Linked DNA regions of Homo sapiens: region 1 is linked to region 2. A link is an interaction called in ENCODE POLR2A ChIA-PET data of the cell type or tissue named here. Cell type or tissue: MCF 10A. All regions are shown on one strand. Links, peaks and the distances in the headings refer to the core of each region. The heading gives the core; the rest is flanking DNA. Region 1 has its middle 230 kb from the start of MIR4465. Region 2 overlaps LOC102723724 (a long non-coding RNA gene).

What was found. Peaks named below come from ENCODE experiments on the same cell type or tissue, not always from the same donor. Only the 100,000 strongest peaks of a DNase experiment are listed, where the experiment ranks them.
Region 1: POLR2A ChIA-PET joins it to region 2 with 10 read pairs; 3 of 35 experiments call an interaction of 5 or more read pairs at or near these places.

Annotation. Positions count from the first base shown.
Region 1 is chr6:140,917,151-140,920,084 of GRCh38, reverse strand. No RefSeq gene overlaps it. Among named protein-coding and RNA genes, the nearest start is that of MIR4465, 230 kb to the right of the region's middle. In MCF 10A, for the core only: no CTCF peak of the experiment used is centred there; no DNase peak of the experiment used is centred there.
Region 2 is chr6:140,856,267-140,859,200 of GRCh38, reverse strand. The region is part of intron 1 of LOC102723724 (a long non-coding RNA gene); the gene reads left to right. Among named protein-coding and RNA genes, the nearest start is that of MIR4465, 170 kb to the right of the region's middle. In MCF 10A, for the core only: no CTCF peak of the experiment used is centred there; DNase peaks (open chromatin) are centred at 590 and 1,230.

The DNA.
Region 1 (2,934 bases), core at 106-2,605, 61 kb before region 2:
ACTAGAAACCATACTTTGAATGTTGCTCTCTTCTCTGGCTAGCTGCAGGATACAGTCCCAGGATGCCGGGCAGCAGCAGTGAGCTACAGCTCCCAGTCAGCTGCGCAATCACAAGGGTAAACAACTGAAACGACCATTCTGTTTATCACTTCCAGTGCAGTATTCAATAAATTACAAGAGATATTATAAAAGGGATTTTGTGTTAGATGACTTTGCCCACCTGTAGGCTAATGGAAGTGTTCTGGGCACATTTAAGGTAAGCTAGGCTCACCTATGATGTTTTAAAGGTTAAGTGCATTAAATGCATTTTTGACTTAATATTTTCAACATACAACCGGTTTATCTAGATATAACCTCATTGTAAATCAAGGAATATTTGTATGTCATTTCAATTGTTAAGAGAAGTATGTGTTATCATTGTAATGTAGAAAAGATGAAAGTTTTATTAATGATGCTCAATATAGAACAATGTTATGATATAATACATGTTAAAAATAGTTACAAAGAATTTGTATAGTAAGTCCCATTTTTATAAAAAATTAAGGCTATGTTTGTGTATGTATAGCTTTGCAAAACTTTTCCTATTGTTTCAGAATTGTGCCTGAAGCACACAGCTAAGTTCAAAAATTGCTAAGTACCATGTATTCTAAATCCACATAGCCAACAATGAACTGACAATTGGGACCTGACACCTTTATCACTCAATGGTGACAAACCCTGAGGAACAAATAGAAAAGGAAAAATGAAGAAGATTTTCAGTACCAGACTGACCTTTCTCTACACTAAGGGACTGGAGTCATTGATCTGCCTCTGTTGAAAGACAAATACCAAAGCTTTGGATCAATATTGAATTCAAATAATAATTTCTCAGTTATAACAGTCTAGTAACGAAAGGCACCTGAAAAGTATAAAATCAGTCCAAAATGCTAATGATGGAAGTGCTATTCAGCAAGAAAGAAGTATGTGAGTTGTATGTAAGTAGGGATGAGAGTTGGGTTTGTTTAAATTATCTACTTATTGCATTATTGGGGAAAAATATAAAATGTTATGGATCCCAATAATTTGAGATTCCAGCGACATATGTTCAGAAAAAAGACTGGAAGGATACATGCTACTGTGATAATAAGGGTTATATCTGGTTGGTAGAATCATGGAAGGTTCTTATAATTCTTATTTTTGTATGACTATGTTAAATTAGCTACTAGAATAAAAATTTTAATGTAAAAACATTTTTAAACATTTCTGCACACAACGTAAACATCACTTCTAAAAACATACAGTATCTGTTATCAATTTGCTACCTAATGTTATCTAATTCTGAGCTTAATCTTTCCACAGCATTTCTGGAAGTTTGAAAGCAATATAAACATTGACTTCACATGCTAATTATTGGCTTAGCAGAGAGAGGTGTTACTTTTTTATTTTCTAAAAATGTGGTACATAGCTTCTTCATTCTGTGTTCATCTAAGAGACTCACTGGGGACTACTTTGTGCTAAGTCATTAAAAAAGGTTTCTCCCTGCAGTACATAACTGCCATCTATTATCTCCACCTTCTTGGGCTCATCTTGTTAGGACAGAAAAGTATTCAATATTGGAAACACTTTCCTCATGACACCTTGTATTGTCTTCCAGGAAGGATATAATAAATAAGTCAATAGCTTTCTAGCACAAACCACACTATCCACTCTGGTAATCGGTAGTCCGTCACAATGAAGAATTTGTGTCTTTGCTTTAGAGGGCTTGCCAATCCTTTCCCAAGCTGTTTATTGACACAGGCATTTAATTTCTCCTAACGGTAGCATGAATTGAACTTATCTCTTTCACCTCAAAACTTTAAGTTTCTTCATAACCCAGATATACTTTATTGTCTATGAAGTAATATATACAAGCTATAATTACTCTATGTGTTTAAAGTCCAGCTTCTTCTATAACCCACATAAATGATACAACATATTTTTCCATTACAAAAAAGGTGAACTGATAAACATTAACAAAGTAGAGATTAGAACTATTGATTCCTTACTGTATTCTTTTATGACATTTAAAGGAAATGGGAGTGAAAAATAAAAACTCAGGGCCCCGATTCCTTATGCCAAAAGAAAATAATTAAGCTGGAAGCTGAGTCATGCAAGAAACTGCCTTTTCTTTTGTTCCTAGGCAGATAGGTACAAATAAAATGTTAAACATCTCCAAAGGTAGCTACTCTATGTTCACCTAATCTTATCTAAAATGCGTGAGATGAATACATAACTGACTATTCCCCTACCTACTCCTTTTCCCTTGAAATGTGTGGATTACCATATCCTCCCTCTGTAAACTCCCAACTGGTTTTTCTTGCCGGCTCCCTAGACAGAGCAGATTTATCAAGACAGGGGGATTGCAATAGAGAAAGAGTTTAATTCATGCAGAGCTGGCTGTACAGGAGACTAGAATTTTATTATTACTCAAATCAGTTGCCCCGAAAACTCAGGGATGCAGATTTTTAAGGATAATTTGGTGGGGAGGGGGTTGGAAAGTGGTGAGTGCTGATAGGTTGGGTCCAAGATGAACTTCCAGGATGTCAAAGATGTCTTGCACTGAGTCAGTTCCCGGGGTGGAGAAGGGGGTACAACACCAGCTGACCCAGTTTATCCATCTGGGTGGTGCCAGCTGATTCATCAAGTACAGTGTCTACAAAACATCTCAAGCTCTGATCTCAAGTTTTACAATAATGAGTTTATCCCCAGGAACAATTTGGGGACGTTCAGAATCTTGTAGCCTCCAGTTGCATGACTTCTAAACCATAATTTCTCATCTTGTGGCTAATTTGTTACTCCTGAAAAAGGCAGTCTAGTCCCCAGGCAGGAAGGGGGTTCATTTTGGGAAAGGGTTGTTATTGTCTTTGTTTCAAAGTTAAACTATAAACTGTTAGGTTGGTGCAAAGGTAATTGCAG
Region 2 (2,934 bases), core at 223-2,722:
AAATTAGTCTGGCATGGTGGCACTTGCCTGTAATCCCAGCTACTCGGGAGGCTGAGGCAGGAGAATTGCTTGAACCCAGGAGGTGGAGGTTGCAGTGAGCCGAGATTGCATCACTGCACTCTAGCCTGGGTGACAGAGCAAGACTCTCAAAAATAAAGAAAGAAAAGAAGGGAGGGAGGGAGGGAGGGAGCGAGGGACGGCAAGTGCAGCGGCTCATGCATATGTAATCCCAGCACTTTGGGAGGCCAAGACTGGCAGATCACTTGAGCTGAGGAGTTGGAGACCAGCCTGGACACCACAATGAAACCCAGTCTCTGCAAAAAATACAAAAATTTGCTGAGCGTGCTGGTGCATGCCTGTAGTCCTGGCTACTCAGGAGGCTGAGGTGGGAGAATCACTTGACTTGATGTCGAGGCTGCAGTGAGCTGAGATCGCACCACTCCTAGATGATAAGAGTGAGAGCCTGTCTCAAAACAAAGAAAAGAAAGAAAGAACGAAAGAGAAGAAAATACAGGTATTACGGCCTAGGTAAGTACGTACCCGTATGCTAAATTGTTTAGAAGATTATGTCAGATGAGTCACACCTTAGCTTGGTCCTGTGGAGCACGTATCATTATTAGTCATGTCACGTTTTACAGATGAGTAAACTAATGCAGTTATAATTTGTAGATATATGTAATCAACTAAGCAGCCAAACTAGGATTTGAAACCAGCTCCTTGCCTTCTTAGCCCACGTTCTTATCCTCTAACTAGCACCCAGCCACCAGGACTATTTTCCCCTGACCATGAAAGGCAAACAACTTTCCATTCAAAGAATACTTTATAATGACAAATGATGGGGAGTCAGTATCGCCCTAAGGTCTCCAAGCTGCATCAATAGCTATCAGTCACACATCAGATAAATAGATTTCAGAAGTTTTGTGTACAGTATGTTCTTGAATTTGGGCTTAAGCTCAGACTGACATATAGTATTTCATCACTAATGTGATCTCTTTCTTGCAGAGGGAACATTCTTTTTTTAAATTGTATTGCATAACTTGTTTGCTTCCTAGCAAAACAATTTTTGAATTTCTGTATAATTTCTGTTAAATCTATTTTTAAAGTTGAGGCTTAGGTCAAATGCAAATATGAATATAGATTTATCCAGCATGCATAATTTGTAGTCTGCATGGAACTGACTCATCTGTCTTCAGTATCTGGCAGTCACATGACTAGCTCTCCTGCTAAGAGTGACCTATTCATCCTTCAAATAAACATCCACAAGGGGAAGAAAAACAATATGTACAGTTCCAGAGAAGGAACAACATATTGTGCATGAGCTGATGTACTTGAGTCAGTTCTGCCAACAGTCTTTCAAATTAAGAGTTCCTCATTCAGAAAGCAGTCAGAAATGAAAAGAAATTCTAAATGTTAAGCAATCTAAAAACTTAAGATTATATTCTTTTTTTAAAATACAAGTGAATGACCAAATTAGTAAACAAGTTTCTTGAACATCTGCAGGATGATTTTGGCATATACGTGTTTCAAATAAATATAAAGTTCTATATTATATACAGACATATGCTTTTCTGTACTTACCCTAGTTTAATCTGGAAAAAAAATGTACTTCTGTATTATCTGTGTTCTGCTCAACCCAATCTGTAGTTGAGAAGACAGGAGATCTGTAGATGTATGCACAGGGCAAAATGTTTTAGATACTTCATGGTTTTTTCTATGAGAGGAGAAAACATCCCCACTATGTGAATGATTCTGCCAGTAATGTACATCCCCACCATTTAACAGATTTTTAAAATGCATATGTCATTTTCAGTAAAAAGAAATGTATACAGTAATACCAACTGCAGACTAAAATTGACTTTCTGGAAAAGTTTCACACATTTTCAGTATAAACTGATTAAAATCAGAAAGATGAACTAACATTCTGAAATAGTCATCTAGCTTTAAAATGATAAATTATTGACTATTTGCCTTTATATACTTTATATATATATACAATCATTTTAGGAGAGAACTTGAAGAAATGGTTTAAGAACATTAGGGAGTGAAATTGTACTATCTCTATATGTGAAAACCTCATCTATATAATGTGAAATGAGGTCTCATATTTATGTGGGTTTTCATCAATGAACCAAAGAAATATATTACATTACTGATAGAAAAGTGTGAAGAAAATGGTTTGGATGGAAGAACCTTATAGTAATGTTTGGGATTTAAAATATAGGGATTTAACAGTCTGTACACCTTTGAAAAATCATTTCTAAATTTTTATCATTGCAATTGAACACATTTATTTTAAGATTACATTAAACAATTTTTTATAAATGTAAAAAAATAAATTTAAAATGAAATTCCATACTGTTTTAAAGCAAGGTTGCCTCCAAATTCAGATCTCCTTCTGACCCAAGATTTCAGGAATAATATATTTTTTTTTTCCTAACATTCAGTTTTAGAAGTGGCCAGGACAGTTAATAAAAGATGGCATTACGGAATTATTGACATTTTCTTAGGTGTGATGATGGCACTGTACCTTTGGAAAAAGATTGCCCTCATTTTTTAGAAATGGATGCCGAGTGTTTTATGTGTCATGATATCTGCAACTTATTTTTATATTTACATAAAAATGATGCATAGGTTTATTTATAGACAATTATAAGGCAAGTAAACAAGATCTTAATAATTGTTAAATAAAAGTTGAAGGCACCTGGGTACTAATCTACTTTCAGCTTTTTTGTATTTAAAATAATTTTTAAAACAAGAACATGAAGGGAAAAATAAATTCAATTATAGCCTCCGCCTTCTGATGCTCATATTCCTTATTCTCATTTCCACTTAATTTTTCCCATATGAATTATCTACCATTTTTTACCATACGTGTTATCAGTGCTTTTTAACTGGTCTATAGTGATGGACCCAATTTTTTAATTTTTCTTCAGT